Regions from separate parts of the Mus musculus genome. Here region 2 is linked to region 1. Evidence: chromatin loops called from intact Hi-C (ENCODE). Cell type or tissue: gastrocnemius. All regions are shown on one strand. Links, peaks and the distances in the headings refer to the core of each region. The heading gives the core; the rest is flanking DNA.

Region 1 (2,801 bases), core at 36-2,535:
AGGCTGCCTGCTCCAGAGGCCTTCCCATGTCCAGTCCTAAGGCCCTGCACACTTCCTGCCTCCCTCCCTTGCTTGTTTGCTTCAGTCCACCTATCTTTCCTTCCTCGATGTTTCTAACCCCAGGTTACTGTGTGTGTGCCCTCAATAAAGCCATCATCCTCAAGGCGCTTGTCTGGAAGCAAGTCTCTCAGCTCTCCACAGATTGCGGGCAGGGGGGGGGGCGCTTTCTACTGACACTCAGTAACCAGCTTCCCTTTTCTCTACATAAGGTCCAGAGGGGGTCTGAACAGGTTTCCTTGTGGGAAATCTGGTACCATTGTGCCCACACTCTTGCTAAGGCTGATCCTAGAGCATGAAGTAGGTGCTGCAAGCCAGTCATTGTGCTAGGGACCCCCCTACTCCCCAAAGGCATTTCATTCCCAATTCGCTGGACCACTCTTTTTTCACAGAGGCCAAAATCTCTGGCAAGAGCCTACTTAGTGGCAGCTCAACTCCCTCCACCGAGACAGGGTCTCCTGTGTCTTCGCACACCTTGCCTAGGAGAGAAATCAGAGCTAGATTATGCTACCTAGGCTGCCGCAGATTGCCCGCTTCCTCTAGCCTGCTCCTTCCCACAAGACTGGAGATGGAGATGGATGTAGAGGCAGCCTGCTTTCTCCTAAGCCCGTTCATGGCTTCTCATCGTGTTCATCTCCCTTTGTGCCTACGTGTTTGTAATAAAATACCCATAAACACATCGTTAACATTGGATAGGGACACCCTAAAAGGTGTGTTTGGACTTAATCTCTTTACGGGCCTCATCTCAGAGTTATGTTCGTTTGGAAGCACTAGTGAATCTTGGTGGGGGAATGTGATACCATTCAGTCCCTAACAGAGGCCTAAATAAGTTTTAGGTATATGAGGTCACATTCTGCAAGACGTGCAGGCTATCTTTATCTCCTATGCAAACGAACCAATTTCTGTAAACATTTTTTCTAAAAGCAGTTGTTGAACAGAAATATCCAAACACTAGGTACACTGCCTTAAGTAATTGTTTTTAAGTCATGTGTTTGGAGTTTTGTTCAAGAAAAATAATGTGTGAAATCCACTTTATAAATCAGCCGCTTTAGAAAAATGTCTGTCTTGGAAGCCAATTTTTCTCTCCTCTATCAACAAACCTTTCCAAGTGAAGGTTTAAGCGGGAGGGTGTAGTACAGGCAAATGGGCACGAGGTGGCGCCCTAAGTAGCGGCAAGGAGCAGGCAAAATGCATCAGGCTCTGGATTTGGTTTGAATGAAGAATGTATTCATTCAACATGTATTCAGTCCTTGTTGATTGAAGCTTTAGGGTTGGAGCTTTGCAATGTCAGGATCTTGCAGCAGAAACGACCTGTTTAGATTCTTATCTACTTATTTTCTAGGCTATTGTTTGACCCAGATATTTGCCTCTGCCCAGCTTGCTGGGTGAAGTGAGGTTAGGTCTGTAGCTGATTTGCATCTTTAAGCGCTGTCCGGAACTGGTCAGCTGGATCTGCAGTCAAGTTTGGGCGTGCTCTTCGTCAACAGCTCCTCCCTCCGTTTTCTTTGTCCATTGAAAAAAAAAGTTGCATCCTTCACTGATTCCCTGCCCAAGCTGCAGGTGTCACCACACAAATTGGGCAGTCTCCAATCGTTCCTCCCCTGACGGTTGTTCTCTGGCTTTCTCCTTCCATGCACGGAGAACTGGTTTTGTTTCCCTTGACATCTTGTTTCCACCTCAGCTACGTGGAGGAAGAGTCGCAGTGTTTGTTTATTCCTCTGGTTCCCCTTTCCTCCTGATGGTAAGAGCAGGTCCCTTTGGGCCCCCAGCTCCCACCAGGAGCACCCCACCCCCAGCTCTACTAGGAACCCTTTCTGGGTTTTAGCATCGCCTTCTGTACCTGCCCCTTGAGGTTTCAGTAGGAAGCAGCTTCCTGCATGGACACCCAGGGGTTGGTTTGCCTCTGTCTATCTCTGTAAACTTCTGGAAACATCTTTATTAATTTCTCTCCAGTCAACCCTTAGAGGTGTTAGCTCTTCCTGCAAGGTTTTGATTGAGTCACAGAACCAGAAAACCCTCTTTGTGCCTCCATTTCTCTTCTTTTAAGTGAGAATTCATATCCACCTTGTTAATGAGGATCTTCTCTAACAATGACTATAAGCCAAGTGACATCTGAAACCTGTTAACTTCTCTGTACAAGCCTCTGTAATCATCAGAGTGAGCGTCACAGACTAGGTCCTTGGTCCAATGTCTTCCTTCACTTATGCTAATTTTTGTATTAATGGGCAGGTTAATGGGTGCCTTTATGCCGAAGCACCAAAGCATCACAGAAGATTGTCACAACCGTGCTAGTCAACGCTGCGGTCCTGACTACAGACGCAGAGGCCAGACTGCCAGAACCCCAGGCCCTTATGAGTGTTATGTGCTGTGTTTCCTGGCGTATACTAGCCTGTTGCTTCCTCTTTTCCATCTTGCCGACTCCTTCCACCTGCAAAACAGAAGCTGCCCGAGTCCAGCTGTTGTTTATATGGAGGTACATCAAGGCCAGGGAGAGCAAACATTTAACAGGGGCTCTGCTGGGGGCCGGGAGCAGCCTCTGAGTGTCCTTTGCTCCTTTGGTAGCTGGACACTGGGTCCTTCCTACTCCGTGTCAGCAGTTCAGAAGCCTGGCGAATACAATTACTCTAAGACTCTGGACTTGAGCTGTTCATCCCAGCAAGGAGCAGGCTGGAAGTTTCTGGAAGCTTAGAGTCAGCAGGCAGGTTGAGGTGTCTGGAAGGACAGACCCCACCTCATTCAGCCTG
Region 2 (2,801 bases), core at 98-2,597, 130 kb after region 1:
TCTCACTGGGGCAGTCAGGTTGCCTTTCTGGAACTTTCTCTGCTCCTTCCTTCTCCTCCGAAGTATCTGAGCCAGTGGTGGTGAAGAAACATATTTTTCACACACAGAAACCTAAGCTGCTGGTGCCCAGCACAGAAGGAACACGAGTGTGAAATTACAGCCCTCAGGCTGTCTGTATTCCCGCCCCCCCCCCAACAGTAAGCGCACACCGTGTTATGAATAATAAAGCCGTATCCTTGTAGCTCTCTTTCTCTGCGGAATATGGAGCAGTTTGCCAACACAATTATATCAATGCTTACAATATTTATATAAGGCAGGCATGAGGCGCCACATCTCTCCGGGACTCCGCCAGCCCTCGCGTGCGGGAGGGATACAGGCGTTTCCCCAGCTCAGCAGCTCTTGCCTTGGTAAATCCTCGCCTCATCCCTGCTTTAAAAAAAAATACACCACGTGGATGGAGAGAATGGAGAATATTGAGATGTTTTGCTTTGCCAGCTGAGAAAGAGGAAACTAGTGTGTCTCCGAGATACATCTGAGAAGGGTCGAATGTGTTCCAGACACTCGGAGCACCCAAGCCATCTGCTCCTGGCTCTGTCTCCTCTGGCTATTCAAGATCCTTGTGCTGGGCAGATTCCAGCTGGTCTCAACGCCAGGGGCTCATCCCCCTGTCTCAACGCCAGAGGCTCATCCTCAGCAACTCGGAAGGGAGCTAGACAGCAGGGACTCTAGGCAGATCTGCAACAAAGTCACAGGATTTTTCAAGTGTTGGTGCCAGAGCTGCGGACCTACTGAGTGAGGTCTGTAGTCCTTTCTAGGCTCCCTCCCACCCTCTCTCCCTTCCTTTGTGAGTCTCAGAGCCTTTCTTCAGCTTCTTCAAAAGCCACACTGCTGACTAAGACCCTCTTATTCACATTTTTTTTCTCACCAGTGTGTGTGTGTGTGTGTGTGTGTGTGTGTTTTCAGTCCAAGGCATAGAAAGTCCTTTAGTAAAAGGTGGTTCAGCTTTTCAATACTGAGACTGCGCAGAGCCTCATAAACCTTCTTGGTTTGTCAACCCATAGAAAATCAAGGATGAGTGGGCAAAGGCATGGTCTCTATAGTGATGTTTACTGTGCTCATGCAGTCCATGTAAGGTATGGTCTCTATAGTGACGTTTATTGCAATAATGTTGGTCGAGCCAGGTAAAAGTGGTGCTTCGTTTCACACTTTTAAGTGTGTAGCAGAGGCAGGGGGTGAGCGTATTGGGCAGATGGGTGTGATGGTGTGCATGTGGAGGATAGAAGACATCCTTGGGCATCCTCTTCACCTTCTATATGTTGTTCAATGCTGCATACTCCAGGTTTTGCTGGCCTATGAGCTTCTGGGAACTCTCCTGTATCCAACTTCCATCTCGTCTTAGGAGCACTGGAATTATAGCATGGTCACATCTGGCTTTGCTTGGGTTCTGGGATTCCGACTTTACTCACTGAGTCCATCTCCCAGGCCTCATTTTACTGTCTTGGAAAAAGTTGCTAAAACTTGGATTAAATCCTATGTTTGCTCATTACTCTTAGATGCAGTGTTTGTGTTTTTTCTTGTTTGTTTTGTTATTTCATGGACATGAGCACTTTGCATGTATGCATGTGCACCATGTGCATGCAATTCCCAAGGAGACCAGAAGAGGGCGGCAGATTCCCCGGAACTGGATTCACAGATGCTTGTGAGCTGCCACGTGTGTGCTGGGAACTGAAGCCAGGTCTCCTGCAAGGGCAGCCAGCGTTCTTCACCACTGAATGAATCACTTCTCCAGCCCCACTGGTTTGAACCCTTGTTCAAAGGGTTTAAGAAACTGGTGGGAGGCATACAGACCTTGTTTGTTTAATTTTCAGTTAAAGTATCACTGGACCTCATCTGGGGGCTTTAAGGGTAGCTTGGCTGTTGTTCTCTTTGGCTGGAGTCCCTGACTCCACTCTCACTCACAGCTGCTGCAGGAGGAGTTCCGGGAGGCTGGGATGGGGGCTGCCCTTTGTGTTACTGTACCCCAGCTCCTACACCCTGCCTAGCGCACAATGGGGACCAGATGAGCTTTTGTTGAATGACAGGGGGTCGGGGGGATGCAGGCCACCTGAGTTGCTATGCCTTAGTTACTGTCCTGTTGCTATGAAGAGACACCATGACCAAGGCAACTTATAAAAAGAAACTTTTTATTTAGTTGGGGGTTTGCTTGCAGTTTCAGAGGGTTAGTCCATGATCAGCATGGTGTGGGGCATGGCAGCCAGCAGGCAAGCAGGCAGGCAGGCAGGGATGGTGTTGGAGCAGTTGCTGAGTGCTTACATCTGGTCTGCAGGATGTAGGCAGAAACCTATCATGGGCTTCTGGAACCTCAGAGGCCACACCCCCAATGACACACCTCCTCCAACGAGGTTAGGTTACATCTCCTAATCCTTCCTAAATAATCCGCCAACTAGGAACCAAATATCCAAATATATGAGCCTACGGGAGTCATTCTTACTTAAGTCACACACATGGAAGATGGCTAAAGACACTGTACTGGGATCAGAGCACAGGAAGGATTGGCTGGGGCAAAAGAAGATGGGAGGAGGAAGCAGACGTCTTTGTGTTCTTGCCCAGGTGCCTCAGTTCATCTGTGACCGAGCATTCAGCACACACACACACACACACACACACACACACACACACACTGTTTCCAGAGATGCTCACTGTGCATCAGACACAACTACATTCCAGGAACACCAGAAGCATGGGTTACACTGTATGTCCCCAAGAGTTCAGTGCATGGCAGCAGCAGCTTTCTGAACTAA

Evidence for each region. Peaks named below come from ENCODE experiments on the same cell type or tissue, not always from the same donor. Only the 100,000 strongest peaks of a DNase experiment are listed, where the experiment ranks them.
Region 2: it touches region 1 in a loop (2.2-fold over the local background); 2 of 42 quality-filtered maps call a loop at or near these places.

Annotation. Positions count from the first base shown.
Region 1 is chr5:148,791,670-148,794,470 of GRCm38, reverse strand. Gm36405 (a long non-coding RNA gene) reads left to right here. Exons shown (of 3, transcript XR_377235.2): 3 at 1-154. Among named protein-coding and RNA genes, the nearest start is that of 4930505K14Rik, 15 kb to the right of the region's middle. In gastrocnemius, for the core only: a CTCF peak has its summit at 1,200 (motif pointing right); DNase peaks (open chromatin) are centred at 1,204 and 1,665; H3K4me3 peaks cover 350 bases.
Region 2 is chr5:148,660,178-148,662,978 of GRCm38, reverse strand. No RefSeq gene overlaps it. Among named protein-coding and RNA genes, the nearest start is that of Gm36140, 28 kb to the right of the region's middle. In gastrocnemius, for the core only: a CTCF peak has its summit at 1,648 (motif pointing right); DNase peaks (open chromatin) are centred at 375, 635 and 1,671; H3K4me3 peaks cover 719 bases; H3K27ac peaks cover 691 bases.